Regions from separate parts of the Homo sapiens genome. Here region 2 is linked to region 1. Evidence: chromatin loops called from intact Hi-C (ENCODE). Cell type or tissue: GM12878. All regions are shown on one strand.

Evidence for each region. Hi-C counts contacts between places; a loop is a spot of excess contacts. Peaks named below come from ENCODE experiments on the same cell type or tissue, not always from the same donor. Only the 100,000 strongest peaks of a DNase experiment are listed, where the experiment ranks them.
Region 2: it touches region 1 in a loop (7-fold over the local background); 1 of 110 quality-filtered maps calls a loop at or near these places.

What each region holds. Positions count from the first base shown.
Region 1 is chr13:47,144,104-47,152,103 of GRCh38, forward strand. No RefSeq gene overlaps it. Among named protein-coding and RNA genes, the nearest start is that of HTR2A, 250 kb to the left of the region's middle. In GM12878, no CTCF peak of the experiment used is centred here; a DNase peak (open chromatin) is centred at 3,078.
Region 2 is chr13:46,958,736-46,966,735 of GRCh38, forward strand. No RefSeq gene overlaps it. Among named protein-coding and RNA genes, the nearest start is that of HTR2A, 66 kb to the left of the region's middle. In GM12878, a CTCF peak has its summit at 4,019 (motif pointing right); a DNase peak (open chromatin) is centred at 3,206.

The DNA.
Region 1 (8,000 bases):
GAAAGTGCTGCAAGTATGGGTTTGGGAGTTACAAATACATTTTAGTGGACAGGCAAATTCACAAATATGAAATCTGTGAATAACTGTGATCTACTGTAGTAGTTTTTGTGCCAGCCTGAATAAATTCTTGTGTTGACTCCTGAAAACATAAGTGAACTTGATCAAAGTGTAACGTTTTGAGACTGGTTTTTACGTGTGTCTTGTAGAATCAAGACCTGACCATGTTTCTGCTCCTACCCTCCCGCTCCTTTCACTTAAGTTCTCCTGTGGACTCATGTGCCTGGTTGAGGTCCCTGAACATGGCAGAGTCCCTTGTGACTTTGGGCTCTTCTCCATAGTGTTCCCACTATGATGGGACAGTGCAGAACCACTAAGCCTGCAGGCTCTGGAATCCCACAGCCTGGGTATGACACCCAGCTCAGCCACTTACAAAACATGTGACCTGGAGCAAGTTCTGTAACCTCTCTGGCTACAGTTTCTTCTTCTATAAAATTGTGATAATAACGGCATTTACCTCGGAAGATGTTTTGAAAATTAAGGAGATTATGTCTTCAAAACACTTCCCACAATGCCTGGCACATAGGATCATTCCGTGTTTTTCTGCCTGGTCAGATTCCATTTGAAGCCTCAATGTCCATTCCTTGGTGAACACATCGCTAACTCCCCAGGCACAACTAGTCATTTTCCCCTATGCTTCTGAATCACTTTAGTTCATGACAATCACAGCACTTGAGGAAATGCTGCATTGCTGACAACCTCCTTCCCTGTGCAACTGTGAGTTTCCTGATGGATCTTCTCTTTTTTTTCTTTTTCTCTTTCTTTTCTTTCCTTTTCTTTCTTTTCCTTTTCTTTCTTTTCCTTTCTTTCTTTCTCTTTCTTTCTTTTTCTTTCTCTTTCTTTCTCTCCCTTCCTTCCTTCCTTACTTCTTTCTCTCTCTCTCTCTCTCTCTTTCTTTCTTTCTTTCCTTTTTAGATGGAGTCTCTCTCTGTCATTCAGGCTGCAGTGCAGCGGCACAATCTTGGCTCACTGCAACCTCTGCCTCCTGGGTTCAGGCAATTCTCTGCCTCAGCTTCCCAAGTAGCTGGGATTATAGGCACCCCCCCACCACGCCTGGCTAATTTTTGTATTTTTAGTAGAGATGGGGTTTCACCCTCTTGGCCAGGCTAGTCTTGAACTCCTGACCTCATGATCCACCTGCCTCAGCCTCCCAAAGTGCTGGGATTACAGGCGTGAGCCACTGCGCCCAGCCTCCTGATGGATATTTTCAATCTTTGCTTCCCTGGTGTCCATCAGGGAGCCAGACACACAGTAGGTGCTCAACAGTTGCTAAATACATGAGTTAATATATAAATATACGTAATTACAATTACAACTCATAAAAAGTAGTGGCTTGAACAATTGGAAGGAAAACTGTTGAGCAAATACAAAATATCTGGTCCTTTTTGAATTTAAAACATAGATACTATGTTAACTTAAGATTAAACATATACAACAAATTATGTATTTTATACCCTAACTCTGCAGAATAGGGTTTCTCAAGTTGTAACTACATGGAAAGTTTGTGAATTTTGTAGGTTCCTAAAATCCACCCCAGATCTACTGAATATGCATGATGTTTAATAAGCTGTCTGCCTAAAGCTTGGTCACCACTCTGGTGGCAGCTGCTCAAACTCCTCAGGGTAATCTTCTGAAACAGTAGGATACATTAGGATGTAAGTACCCTGGTACGGGCAGGGACCATGTGTGTTTTGTTCAGTATTGTGCCCTCTTATCTGAACTAGTATGTAACACACAGAAAGAGCACAATAATTAGTTACTGGTTAAACAAATGAATAAATAATGCAGATAAGAAGCAAATTCATAGTCCCCATAAACACTTTGGATTGTATTACCGAAGTGGAGTCCCAAATTCACCCATTCTCAGACTTCAGTGCAGGTAACAATCCCTATTTAAAAGAAAGCTCCAAGACTCACTCTCTGAAGATTCCGATTCAGTAGGTCTGGGGGGTGGGGCTGAAAGTCTCCATTTGTAACATGATCATAGGTGATTCCAAGCAAAGTGATCACTGTTACACACTTTGAAAAATGCAGTACATCATCCAGGCAATGGCCCAACAACCAAATCAAGTGTAAACAAAACTGTGGTGTGTGGTTCAGTTGTGGGGTGCATAGCTATCAATGCAGAGAGGAGTTTGTATGTAGTATTTAATACTTGTATTAGTCAGAGTTCTCTAGAAGGACAGAACTAACAGGATAGATGTACATATAAAGTGGAATTTATTAAGGAGTATTGACTCACATGATCACAAGGTGAGGTTTCACAATAGGCTATCTACAAGCTGAGGAGCAAGGAAGCCAGTTCAGGTCCCAAAACCTCAAAAGTAGGAAAGCCAACAGTGCAACCTTCAGTCTGTGGCTGAAGGCCTGACAGCCCTTGGCAAATCGCTAGTGTAAGTCCAACAGTCCAAAAGCTGAATAACTTGGAGTCTGATGTTCAAGGGCAGGAAGCATCCAGCATGGGAGAAAGATGAAGGCCGGAAGACTCAGCAAGTCTGCTCTTTCCACCTTCTTCTACCTGCTTTATTCTAGCTGCATTGGCAGCTTATTAGTGATGCCCACCCAGACTGAGGGTGGGTCTCCCTCTCCTGGTCCACTGACTCAAATGTTACTCTCCTTTGGCAACACCCTCACAGACACACCCAGGAACAATACTTTGCACCCTTCAATCCAATCAAGTTGACACTCAATATTAACCATTATAATACTCAGTCTAATAAAACCTGTAAACAATGTTGAACTCAGGGTATTGTGAGCTCTGCAGTGTTGTTCCAATAAATACACAGCAACCCATATGTGTTCCCATTATGTTTAGAGTAAGAAGTGTCATTTAAATTCTCATCTGGACCTTCATTCTCTTCCTGACAGAGGAGGAGCATGACAGGGCAAATGTGGACGCTGCTCATCCTCTCCAGTATATACAATGTTTAATCATTGAAAGAAAATAAGAAGAATGATAGTGAAACCATGACCTCCCAAATGTCTTTCACTTCACTGGCTGTTGTGGTTATTGCAGTACTTTTCTGATGGCTCTTGTCTTGTGAAACTTGTTTTTTACCTCTGTCTACAAGACTTATGGTTCTGAAGCTTTTCTTAATATAGCTTAACTATTTGGTCTCTACTCATAATTTCCAACTTGGCAGTGGGGGTTTGCCCATTCTCTGTTCTCTGTTTCTTGCTATCAGCTGAGGCTTCTCAGCTCTCTTCCATCCCTCAGAAAGAAGGTCTGAAATTATTATGTAATCCACATGGATACAAACCCAGTGCGGAACCTCATGTGAAGTCTTCAAGCTCTCAGCCTTGTCAGCTCAATCTTCCCTCATTTTCTGGTAGGGATAACAGCAGGACATTATGTTGATTCTCTGCTAGGATAGATCACTTCCTCTCTGGAGTTCTATAATCTCAAGGTGTATGCATCATAAACTGAAAGCATCAATGTAGATTGGAAAACTTGCTACACCCACCTGCTGCTCTGCTTGCTACTTTCCAGGCATTTAAAGGAGAACAGGCCTGTGGGATGAGTGCAGGTGGTGTGTAAAAACTAAAAGAGTTCCTGTATTGGCAGCAGTGGGAAGAGGGAAGCAGAAAAACCAGATGGAAGTTTACTGCCTCTGGGCTGCACTTACCACAAAGTAATTCATATGCACTTTTGCCTTTATCTGCAGCTTTGAATGTAGGCATATTTATTTTAAATCTCCAAGGAGCTCTTGTGTTTGATGGATTAAAAAATGTTTAATTACATTTACAGCCTTTCCATGAGGTAGATATGGAAAGCCATTCCATTTGGTTTACTGATTAGTGGCGTGGTAAATTACTCCATTAGAACAGTGCTATAAATAATAAAAATGGCATTTTACTGCACGATGTTCTATCCTCTTCTTGTGCTATCATGACCATTATACCAGAGTCAAATGATTTCATGAGATTTCCAGCAAGACAATGTTTTAGAAAGCCTGGAGTTTGCCTCAGGAGATCTAGATTTCAGCTCTTTAATATTGCTCAGCGGGATTAATATTATCAGATTTATAATTTCACTGACATTATTTAAAAAAAAACATGGATAACAGCAGCTTCTTTGCCTATCTTAGCATTGCTGAGGATCAAATGAGATTCACCTTCTTACTGATTCAGTCTTGGGAGGGTGTATGTGTCCAGGAATGTATCCATTTCTTCTAGATATTCTAGTTCATTTGCATAGAGGTGTTTGTAGTATTCTCTGATGGTTGGTTGTATTTCTGAGGAGTCAGTGGTGATATCCTCTTTAACATTTTTTATCGTATCTATTTGATTCTTCTCTCTTTTCTATTAGCCTAGCTAGTGGTCTATTTGTTAACTTTAAAAAAAAAAAACAGCTTCTGGATTCATTGATTTTTTGAAGGGTTTTTTGTGTTTCTATCTCCTTCAGTTCCACTCTGATCTTGTTTATTTCTTTTCTTCTGCTAGCTTTGAGTTTTATTTGCTCTTGGTTCTCTAGTTTTTTTTAGTTGTGATGTCAGGGTGTTGATTTAAGATCTTTCTAGCTTTTTGATGTGGGCATTCAGTGTTATAAATTGCCTTCTTAACACAGCTTTAGCTGTGTGGCAGAGATTCTGCTACACTGTTTCTTTGTTCTCATTGGTTTCAAAGAACTTCGTGATTTCTGCCTTAATCTCATTATTTACCCAGGAGTCATTCGGAAGCAGGTTGCTCAATTTCCACGTAGTTGTGTGGTTTTTGAGTGAGTCTCTTAATCTTGAGTTCTAATTTCACTGTGCTGTGGTCTGAGAGACTATTTGTTATGATTTCAGTTATTTTGCGTTTGCTGAGAAGTGTTTTACTTCCAATTATGTGATTGATTTTAGAGTAAGTGTCATGAGGTACTGAGAAGAATGTATATTCTGTTGTTTTGGGGTGGAGAGTTCTGTAGATATCAGGTCCGCTTGATCCAGAGCTGAGTTGAAGTCCTGAATGTTTTTGTTAATTTTCTGTATCGATGATCTTTCCAATATTGATGGTAGGGTGTTAAAGTCTCCTGCTTTTATTGTGTGGGAGTCTAAGTCTCTTTGTATGTCTCTAAGAACTTGTTTTACGAGTCTGGATGCTTCTATATTGGGTACGTATATATTTAGGATAGTTAGCTCTTCCTGTTGAATTGAATCCTTTACCATTATATAATGCCCTTCTTGGTCTTTTTTGATCTTTGTTGGTTTAAAATCTGTTTTGTCAGAAACTAGGATTGCAATCCATGCTTTTTTCTGCTTTCCATTTGCTTGGTAAATTTTCCTCCATCCCTTTATTTTGAGACTATTTTGAGGCTTTGCACATGAGATGGGTCTCTTGACAGTAGCACACTGATGGGTCTCAACTTTTTATCCAGCTTTCCATTCTGTGTCTTTTATCTGGGGGCATTTTGCCCATTTACATTTAAGTTTAATACTATTATGTGTGAATGTGATCCTGTCATCAGGATGCTAGCTGGTTATTTTGCAGACTTGTTAATGTAGTTGCTTCACAGTGTCATTTGTCTTTGTACTTCAGGGTGTTTTTGTAGTGGCTGGTAACAGTTTTTCCTTTCCATATTTAATGCTTCCTTCAGGAGCTCTTGCAAGGCAGGCCTGGTGGTGGTGGATTCCCTCAGCGTTTGCTTGTCTGAAAAGGATTTTATTTCTCCTTAGCTTATGAAGCTTAGTTTGGCCAGATATTAAATTCTGTGTTGGAAATTCTTTTCTTTAAGAATGTTGAATATTGGCCCCCAGTCTCTTCTGGCTTGTAGGGTTTCTGCTGAAAGATCCACTGTTAGTCTGATGGGCTTCCTTTTGTAGGTGACCTGGCCTTTCTCTCTTGTTGCCCTGCTTTTCATCAGTCTCCGTGGGTTGCATCAACTGCCTAGTCAGTCCTAATGAAAGAACCTGGATACCTCAGTTGCTGGTGTAGGATTCACTCACTGTTTTCATTCTTCTCAGTGGGAGCCTCTGACTGTAGCTGTTTCTAGTTGGCCATCTTGGCCCCTCCCTTCTACAGTTTTGTTTTTGTTTTTGTTTTTGTTTTTGTGTTTTTGTTTTGTTTTGTTTTTGATAAGGAGTCTTGCTCCACTGCCCAGGCTGGAGTGAAGTGGCCCAGTCTCGGCTCACTGCAACCTCCACCTCCCAAGTTCAAGTGATTCTTCTGCCTCAGCCTCCTGAGTAGCTGGAATTACAGGTGTGTGCCAACACCCCCGGCTACTTTTTGTATTTTTAGTAGAGACAGGGTTTCACCATGTTGGCCAGGCTGGTCTCAAAATCCTGACCTCAAGTGATCCATTCGCAGCCTCCCAAAGTCCTGGGATTACAGGCATCAGCCCCCACTCCCAGCCCTACATTTTTTTTTAATGTAGGGGTTTTGTTTACAAATGAAACTACAGCTCTTTTTTTTAAAGACATTTCTTATTAAAGGAAAACAAGAACTAATTAAACTTTTTCTAAGCAAATGTGTTCTACTACAGCTCGTTAGTGAGAACATGAAGCTGGGGGTGCCATTAATGCAGAAGGAGATTATTATCCATCTGAGTGTGGGGGAGCTAAGTGTATCTTGCTGCTCTATTTTCTGCTACTTTTTGTTTTTGCTTTTTGTTTTGGTTTTGAGAGTTCATGTTATTTGCCTGTTTGTTTGAAAAGTCATACATGTTCATGGCAAAAACTCACATAGAAATTGAGTAAACCTTTAAGTCTCCTGTCCACCACAATTTTTTTTTCTGTTAGTCTCTTCCAGGAGACAACTATTATTTACTAGTTTCCCAGAGATATTCCATGCTTGTATGAATGTGTGTCTGTGCATATCCTTTTAAGAAAAATCACAAGTGGTGGTATAATGTACACATTGTAAAATGTACTTTGCATTTTTTTACCTGATTATATTATTTCATGATAATCTTTCCTTTCCAGTTCAACTTCTCACATTTTCTGAAGTTAATAATTATCTTGGTTTATTGTTTACTTACTCTTCTATGAACTTGTTATAAATGTAATGCCTAGAACCTTGCCAGTTGTCTAAATGTCTTCTACATCTATTCAGCCCATCAAATATCCTAACAGTGTTATCTTCTGGAGGCTTCAGATCTGTTCCTTTACGAACTGGTTGTCTTTTGTACCTAGTACGAGCTATCATCCTGGGATTGATTTTCATCATAATTTTGGGGATTCCATTGCCTCTCTTTTGTGTGTCTATATTTCTCCTTTCCCTTTCTTTCTACTTATTGGTTTACTCCATCATTTTGGTGCTGGATATTCACTCTCCTGAGGAAAAAAAATTGGATAGAATGTAAATTTTTGAGATGTTGAACATCTGAAAATGTCATCATTTTATGTTCACATTAGATTGATAGTTTTACTGATAGTTGGTGTACAGAAAAAGAGTTAACCTAGTAAGCCTGATAATGCTGCCCTTGGAAAGGCCTCCTTGCAGGGTTGTCCCTTAACTGTTGTCCGGGAACTTGGATTGTAAACAGTTCCTTACACTGATATAAACCTTCCTGGAATGATAAGAGTGCTTTACTATTCCTAATTTATTTGTGCAAACGATATGGTTTATGCGGAACACCTGCTTTCCTTTTGGGAAAATTCTATTTGGAATTTTGGTACATGCTAGGCTGAGGGTGCCTACATGACCAGTCCCCAGTGGGGGGAAAAAAAACAAAAACAAAAACACAAATGTGGGCAGTGCATCTCTAATGAGCTTTTCTGGTAGACAACATTTCACTCTTGGTATCACAATTAATTGCTGGAAGAGTTAAATATGTCACTTGTGACACCACTGGGAGAGGACTCTTGGTAGTTTCAAGCCTAGTATCCTCAGGACTTCATCCCATAGTGATTTTTTCCCTTTGTTGATTTTGTTTTGTGCCCTTTCACTGTTATAAACCATAGCAGTTAGTGCAACTATATCCTGAGTGCTGTGAGTTCTAGTGAATTGCAGAATCTGGGGAGGTG
Region 2 (8,000 bases), 190 kb before region 1:
GAGGTCAGGAGTTTGGGACCAGCCTGGCCAATATGGTGAAACCCCATCTCCACTAAAAATACAAAAATTAGTTGGGTGTGGTGGCACATGCCTGTAGTCCCAGCTACTCGGGAGGCTGAGGTAGGAGGATGGCTTGAATCCAGGAGGCAGAGGTTGCAGTGAGCCGAGATCTCGCCACTGCACTCCAGCCTGGGCGACTGAGCAAGACTCAGTCTCTCTCTCTCTCTCTCTATATATATATATACACACACACACATATGTATTTATAATAGCACATAGTTGAGTCATTCATGGAACTAAAATAGTTTCAACCAACAGATGGTTTTGTAATAAATATTTTTTGTAATATACGAATACTTAGAAATTGGCTTTAAGTAGGACTGATTTACCTAGCACAGTTATCTGTGGTCTCATAAAACTGGCTTAGTTTCATGAAATACCTTGTTTTCTCTCTAGTCAGTCCTTCAACTTCTAGTGCCTTACATTTTTTCAAAGAAGTAAGTGTGGCAATTCCCTATCTAGGAGCATAGACATGGATGGCTCACAATTACAGTAATCCTCCTATCCAGAATCATGAACCATACTTTATTTTCTAATTCTCTTAACTTCTGTGGTATAATTTTGCTTCACAAACCCTTCTAACACTACTTTTAGTTTGCTATGTGTAAATACTCTTTGGATGTAAAAACAATATTGAATTGTAAACTTTTGCTCTCTTTTGAAGGTCTCTGCTGAGCTTTTGAGATCTTGGTGTCAATGTAGGAGAAAATTCTAGTGGTTGACAAAATAATGTAAATAAGAGAATAAAAACATAGTAAATTGGAAAAATGAGCAGAAAGTCATACTTTTAAATACACATACATTTTTCTAGCTCAGATATTATTAAAAGAAGTCCAAAAGCACTTTTTATGTCATTTGCCCATCATGCTTTTCTTAGTGTGCCCTTAGGGCCCAGATTTTGTTTCGTCTCTAATTTTGTTCTCTACATAAAAGGGACCAAGTCTCATTGGAGGTATTTGACTTCCTGCCTTAGGGTGGGAAAACAAATCAAGATATTTGAGTACAGTTTCAATTATCCTGTTGTCAGGAGGCAAGAATTCTTTCAAAAATGTAAGGGGCAGTAAAAAAGAAAAAAAAAAGTGAAAAAGTCTGCTTAAGGGACTTCCTGGCCAGGTGTTGTGGCTCATGCCAGTAATCCCGACATTTCAGGAGGCCAAAGTGGGAGGATCGCTTGAGTCCAAGAGTTTGAAACCAGCCTGGGCAACATGACAAGACCCCATCTCTATTTAAGAAGAAAAAGAAAAAGACTTATAAGCATCAAATAATGATAACAATACTTATAAATTTGCATCTGCATAAAGTCATGAATTCATACTACAAGTAAAACAGGTCACTATTAAGTATATAAACGATAGTTATTCTATACAGTAAACTTGTATGTACTTGGATATTTAAAAATTTTTACTGAGTTTATAGCAGAAGTAATATTGTATGTTGGTATTCTGGTTCTTCTATTAATCTATTTTAACGAAGTATAGATATACTTTTATTTGTGTAAGCAAGAAAGAATTTCTGTACAAAGTAGGAACTCTATTATAAAGAACAGGGAGTACTGATTAGCACTGGTAATCATCTACAATAACCTAGTAAATTGGGTGAAAAATTAATCAGGCCCGTTGATGAAGAAGAATGGAGATTTTTAAATTTTTGTCTACAGTAAGTAAATCAGCCTAATCTTCTAAAGAAGTTAGCTGTTCATAGAGATTAAGCCCTAGATCAAGCCTGTCCAACCTGTTGCCTGGGACGGCTTTGAATGTGGCCCACAAAAATTCACAAACTTTCTTAAAACATTATGAGATTTTTTTGCAATTTTTAAAAAGCCCATCAGGTATCTTTAGTGTTAGTGTATTTTATGTGTGGCTCAAGACAATTCTTCTTCCAGGGAAGCCAAAAGTTTAGATATCCCTGCCCTAGATGGCTCCAGTAATTAGACTAAAAAAGTCTGGTAAGAAATACATACTCTTAAGGCCGGGTGCAGTGGCTCACACGTATAATCCCAGCACTTTGGGAGGCCGAGGTGGGTGGATCACCTGAGGCCAGGAGTTCAAGACCAGCCTGGCCAACATGGTGAAACTCTGTCTCTACTAAAAATACAAAAATTAGCCAGGTGTGATGGCGGGCGCCTGTATTCCCAGTTACTCAGGAGGCTGAGGCAGGAGAATTGCTTGAACCCAGGAGGCAGAGGTTGCACTGAGCCGAGATCACGCCACTGCACTCCAGCCTGGGTGACAGAGTGAGACTCTGTAACAACAACAACAACAATAAAAGAAATATATACTCTTGAAATAATGTCAGGAGACTAGGCCCATATATCATAGTGACAGACAATAGATTAGGGACCAGGACATCCAAAAATTTAAAAATACATAATTTTCAAAAAGATGTCAATTTTCATAAACTTGAAAGCTAAAACATTTATTATACAACAGGATTCATCCTGTGATGCTCAGTGTCATCTGTTAGAATCACCATAGCCTTTATAATCACACCTAAGATACAGATCCAGGGTCATGTAGCCAATAACTCAGAATCTGCACCCTTGACTTGTGTGAGACCATTATTTTTCTTCTGGGTCTGGCAAGATCAACAGAACTCTAAGAATAACCAAAAATGGGAGCACTAGCAATGTGTCAAAATAAGTCTAAAAATAAGAAACACGATTAAACCCATTTTAGAATTTTGATAACTAGCTTTAATGTAAAGGTATTAAGTTTTGTACTTACTGTTTTTGTACATGAATTGCTGTTTAACATGCTCGATATATTCAGAAGAATCAACCATACTAAATTTGTAACTACAGTTAAAATTACTTGAGGGAATTTAATTAATGAAATGTATAATCAGCATCTGAACAAAAATTGGTTTTCAAAGCTTTTATCAGATATAGGAATTTAATAAATTGGACCTTAAACCAAGTACCATAGTAGTATATATTTCTCTTCTTGAATAAAAACCCTTTGTTGTAATTGTTGTTGGTTCTCTAGAGAGAAGATGTTAAACTTAAAACCAACATCTACTCATAAAATTTAACTTGCTTTTCAAATCCTTTTTCTTCTGGTTTTAAGAAGCTGCAGCAGTGAAACCTAACCAGCATTATGACTCATCACACTGTGACTCCTCATCGTGTCCACCACCATCCCTTGGTTATGTAATTTCAGTCATTGCTGAAATGAAAGCAGAGGACCTCAAGCACAGTGAACAAGTTGGCTGTGCAGGAGCAGGAGCAGAATTGTCTTTTTCAGTATTAGACTTGCAACTTGACCCTCTACTTTGTTCATAGGATCTTAGATAATGGCCCGAAGCCAAAAAAAAAAAAAAAAAGGCATAAAATGAAACTTTTGAAATATTGGTCATGGATATTTGTTGTTTTGTCTTTCTTTGCCCCTTCTTTTGGGGTAACCCTTCTTTCTTCTATTTCACCCATGTGCTTCTTGTGGGAGCTAGACTTATAGCTCCTTACTTCTCCCCTCCAGGAATGGGCCTGTGTCACGTGAGGCACCACAGTTTTGCACCTTCTTGATCACAAAAATTCATTGAAGGAGGGAGGGCTGCTATATATAATAAAGCTGTAGGAGAAGTTTTCCTCCCAATCCCCAACCTCCACTTGGTCTTGATGGTTGAAAAGTGTGATCCCGGATGATGACAATGTGCATGATCTCTGACTCATGCAGAAGCTGATCCATGGTGGAATAAAGGGTGATGCAGAGAGAAGGAAGGCGGGAGCTGGAGAAGCAGGATGCTGTCAGTATTTCAGTCTCTGCTCCTAGCTCCTGAAGTCTCAGGAGCTGTCCTCATTCTTCTAGCACTATTCCAGTTTGGCGAGTATGCTAGCTGTTATGTCTCATATCTAAACCCACCCATCCTATTTTGTCCTACTTTGTGATAATGGATCTGGACTTTTCAGAATAGCTATTTTTCTTTGCCAGGTGGCTTGATGTTAGTCTCAGCCAATAGGTGGTGCTAAAGGGAGATAGCAAGACTGGGGAAGGAAGAAGGGGCTTTTCTTCTCCCTCTTCTTGTTGCCCTTCTAACAACAATATAGGGTGGATACTCTTATTCCCGTTGTGCGCATGGGAAAGTAAATCTAAGAACAATGAAATAACTTGCTCATGATCACACAATAGTAAATGGTGAAGGATTCTTTAACCCAAATATGCCTGTCATCGAAGTTCAGCTTTTTTCCATTTAGCTGTACTGTTTCTATGGGCAATAAAAGCTCACTGGGAAGATTTTTATTTGTATATATTGTATACAAATATATTGTATTACTTGTAAATATTGTCCATTGCACCTCAAATCAGTGGTGTGCTAGAGCTGGCTTGTGTAAATTCATAGGAGACAATTTTCCATAACTTTTCCCAATTTTGATCAGTGATGTATTGTTGGTAGCTTGAAATTAACTGGAGCAGGAGTATTTATACTGTGAAAATGGGCAAACACTATAAATCAGTTTTCTTCTCTGTAAAACTGGCTGTTAAGATATACCAACACACCACTGCTCCAAACTCTTGGATTTTTTAATGTACTTAAATATATAGACCAATTATTTTTTCCCCACTCATTTTGCTTTCTTGCAAATTGAATTGTTTATCATTTTTGATTCAATACTTGAAAACTCTTCCAGAATAGTTAAATTGCATGAATCCACATGGTATTCTTATAGATGAGCCAATTTTTTAAGGAAAATAAAGTTAAAATATTAATCAAGAGCCATATTTTCTCTTCAAGTACAGTTTCATTGCTATTATTTGTTTTGATTATAAATCATTCTTACTAATTATATATGAATTTTATATCACTTTTCCTAGAGTTTGTTAGATAAATTCAGATTTATCTGGATTGCTGTTGCTATCCTTTCTCTTTTTTGCTTCAAGTATATATGTACATACTTATTTTTAGTGACTAGGATTATATTTACTTTTCCTCACTAATTTCTTATTTAAGCTTATTAAGTATATATATATTAAGTATATAGTTCATATGTTCTCTAATGAGACTCATGTTCACTCTGGCATTTTTTATTGGCTTATTATATGTTTTGTTCAAACATTTATTTATTGTCAGGAAAGAAGTCCCATGCTCATAATGGACATCAAGGAGTAAACCTTCTGCAACTCCTTAAATGCCAAAGCTAGATAATAATCTAAATGAGGCAGTTTGTTATTTACAGCACAGCAAGAGCATCAACAGGGCAGTACCGGTTTCCTTGGCCCCAAATCCAACAGGCCACGCAATGAGCCCAGTGGGCAGCGGTTGGTGTTGCAGAAGAGGAACACAGGGCCAAGGACTCAGCACCTTTTATAGCAAGCAGGAAGCGAGCCAGATCCTTCTCCCACTTGGGGAGCAACAAGACACAACATAATCACATTGTGGTTGCCTTGACTACTTTATTTGCCTGTGTGATTAACTATGGAAACTGCTCAGCATTAGAGGACAGCCAGGCCTTGGCACAGTAGGCAAGGACATGAAGAGACCCTCAGGGCCCATGGTAGACTGCCTTTCTCAACAATCTACTCATTGGCCTTATATATTCCTGGCCAAACTCAAATTTTTCACATTAGAGATACTATCAACAAAATGTTGGTCAGCAGGATGAAGCCCATCTGCCGTATTGGCCTTAGCCATATACCATAGCATCCCTGGCTCAGCCTACTTAATAAGTCCCAGGGGGAACAAGCAGTTCTCATTTCAGATAACCATTTAGCTTCATTTCCTATGACATAGAGTGTTCCATATGACTAGCGTTAATCCAAACACAACACAGGGCGTAGGTGACTATGCACGCTCTTCCATATTCAGCCAGGATGCAGTCTAAGGGGCAGTCTCTTATCCATTATGATCCACACAAGGGAGTTTTCACTGGCCTGATGATCTTCTAGGGTTTGTGCTGTTTCATTAGCTGTAGTAACTGAGTTTAAGGATGGGTTCCTGATGACTGCCTCTCTGAATTTCACTCCTAGGGAACAGTACCTAAACTGCTGTATGGAATAAGGAGTCAGTATATTCCTGGTACAGCAGCCCTCTTTATTCTGTGTCTTCATAAAAGAAATGTAGAGCAAGGGGTGGTGTCAGTGTCAATAATTACAGAAGACAATAAATGGGCCAAAAATTAACCTCTTTCTCCAGTGGCAGATGTTCCATGGCCTACTCTCCTTCACATGTAAACATATGACTCATAAAGGCACAGGTCACTCCAATTCAGGATTTGTTCTTTAACTTGACTGGGATCACTGTTACATGGGTTTGGTTAAGTTTCATGGGCACGGTCACCATGTAGTTACAGACTGGATTGCCATATGTGGCATAACCCAAAGTTGCTTGGGCCTTAGGAGACACACATGAGTTCTTACCAGTCATATTGAAATAAGGTGTGACAGTCCATGTGTTTGTCATTTGGGAGAGAAGAGGTCCACATTTGGAGCTGTTCACAAAAGTGTGAAACACAGCAAAAAAATTATTGGATAGTCATGCCCACATGAATTTTTCTGTTCTCATAGCATGTGGAAGATGACAACAAACCCAGTAGTGAGTCATATTGCTGGCACAGCTGCTGCTTGACTCAAGAAGACCATATGATTGTTGCCAGGTGGGGCTAGATCTAGGGGACAAGTGAGGGACATTAAATGTTCTTTCCTCTCAACATTTCTCAGGGTCTAAGATCTTCCCTCCTTAGATGCCAGAGTTGTTTTTTTTCCTCCCTCACAGTCACAAAGTTTGTCCTACGGAAATAGCTGCAACTTCTTCCTTTGCTCAGTCCAGTGGGTTGGGTGTCATCAGGGCTGGGGAAAAGTGATAGAACTTGTAATGACCTGTGATGTCCCTATCATTGTCCAAGTGGGCCAATGGAGAGGTAATGTAGGGTTTACATATTCTATCAGCTGCTTATGCTCATAGTCTGTGAGCTGTCATACTCAGTAACTGAAATCAGGTGTAGTTCAGGCAACAGGTTGGAATCACCCACTTCATATTGTTTAATTGCTACCTTAAAATAAAACTTATTGGGCCCCCAGACACTAGAATCAATGGGAAAAAAGAAGTTGGGTATTCTCAGAATCACAGATATGGAGATCTGGTCTCTACATTCCATTTCCTCTCTTCCCTTTAGTCCTGATTTTCCTAAGCAATAATTTCAAAGGGCTTGTTTCTTTGTCAGAAACAGCTGCACTTAATGTCCTTACTGTCTAAGATGTTGTTTACAATGCTGACAACATGTTCTGTCAAGCAGTCTTTTTCAGTCAACTATTTAAATGTCTATTCTATCTCTTGATGATGCCAGCAGCCTCAGGATTGTAAGTGTCTGAAATGTGTATTGAATACCACGTCCATTTGCCCACTCTTAGGTGCCTTTTGCTGTGAGGATGCCATAGTCTTATTGTGAATATCTTGGCTCTCTCAAAAACATGGCATAGCTTTGTCTCAAATGTCACCCTGGTGTGGCCATAGCTGGAAAACTGTCAATGGGCTATTATACACCAGTGGTAGGAGTGAGTTAGCAGCAGAGTAACTGTGAGTCTATTGCGATGAGTGGACAGGGGACTTGAACTACGTACCCTCACTGGGGTGTAAGACTTTTGATCCTTTTGGGGACAGAGAGACCGGACTCATCCTGAGTCTTCCTTCTCTTAAAACTCTACCAAATCAGACTTCAGGAGTGCAGGGTCAGGCAGTGGAGGTACTGAAAGAATAGTTGGTTCTAAGGAAGCCACCCCACTTTTTGACTTCCTCTAGTAGAGTATCATTGATCTCCATGGAGGAAGTCATTCTATACAGGCCTTTTTCACTTCACTGGCCTTGGGGGAGGTCGCCATATGTGGGCTTCAACATAGTCATTGAAACAGAAATCCAAAGTAGGAAGCCTTATTGTAGAATAAGATTCTTTCTCGGCCGGGCGCGGTGGCTCACGCCTGTAATCCCAGCACTTTGGGAGGCCGAGGCGGGCG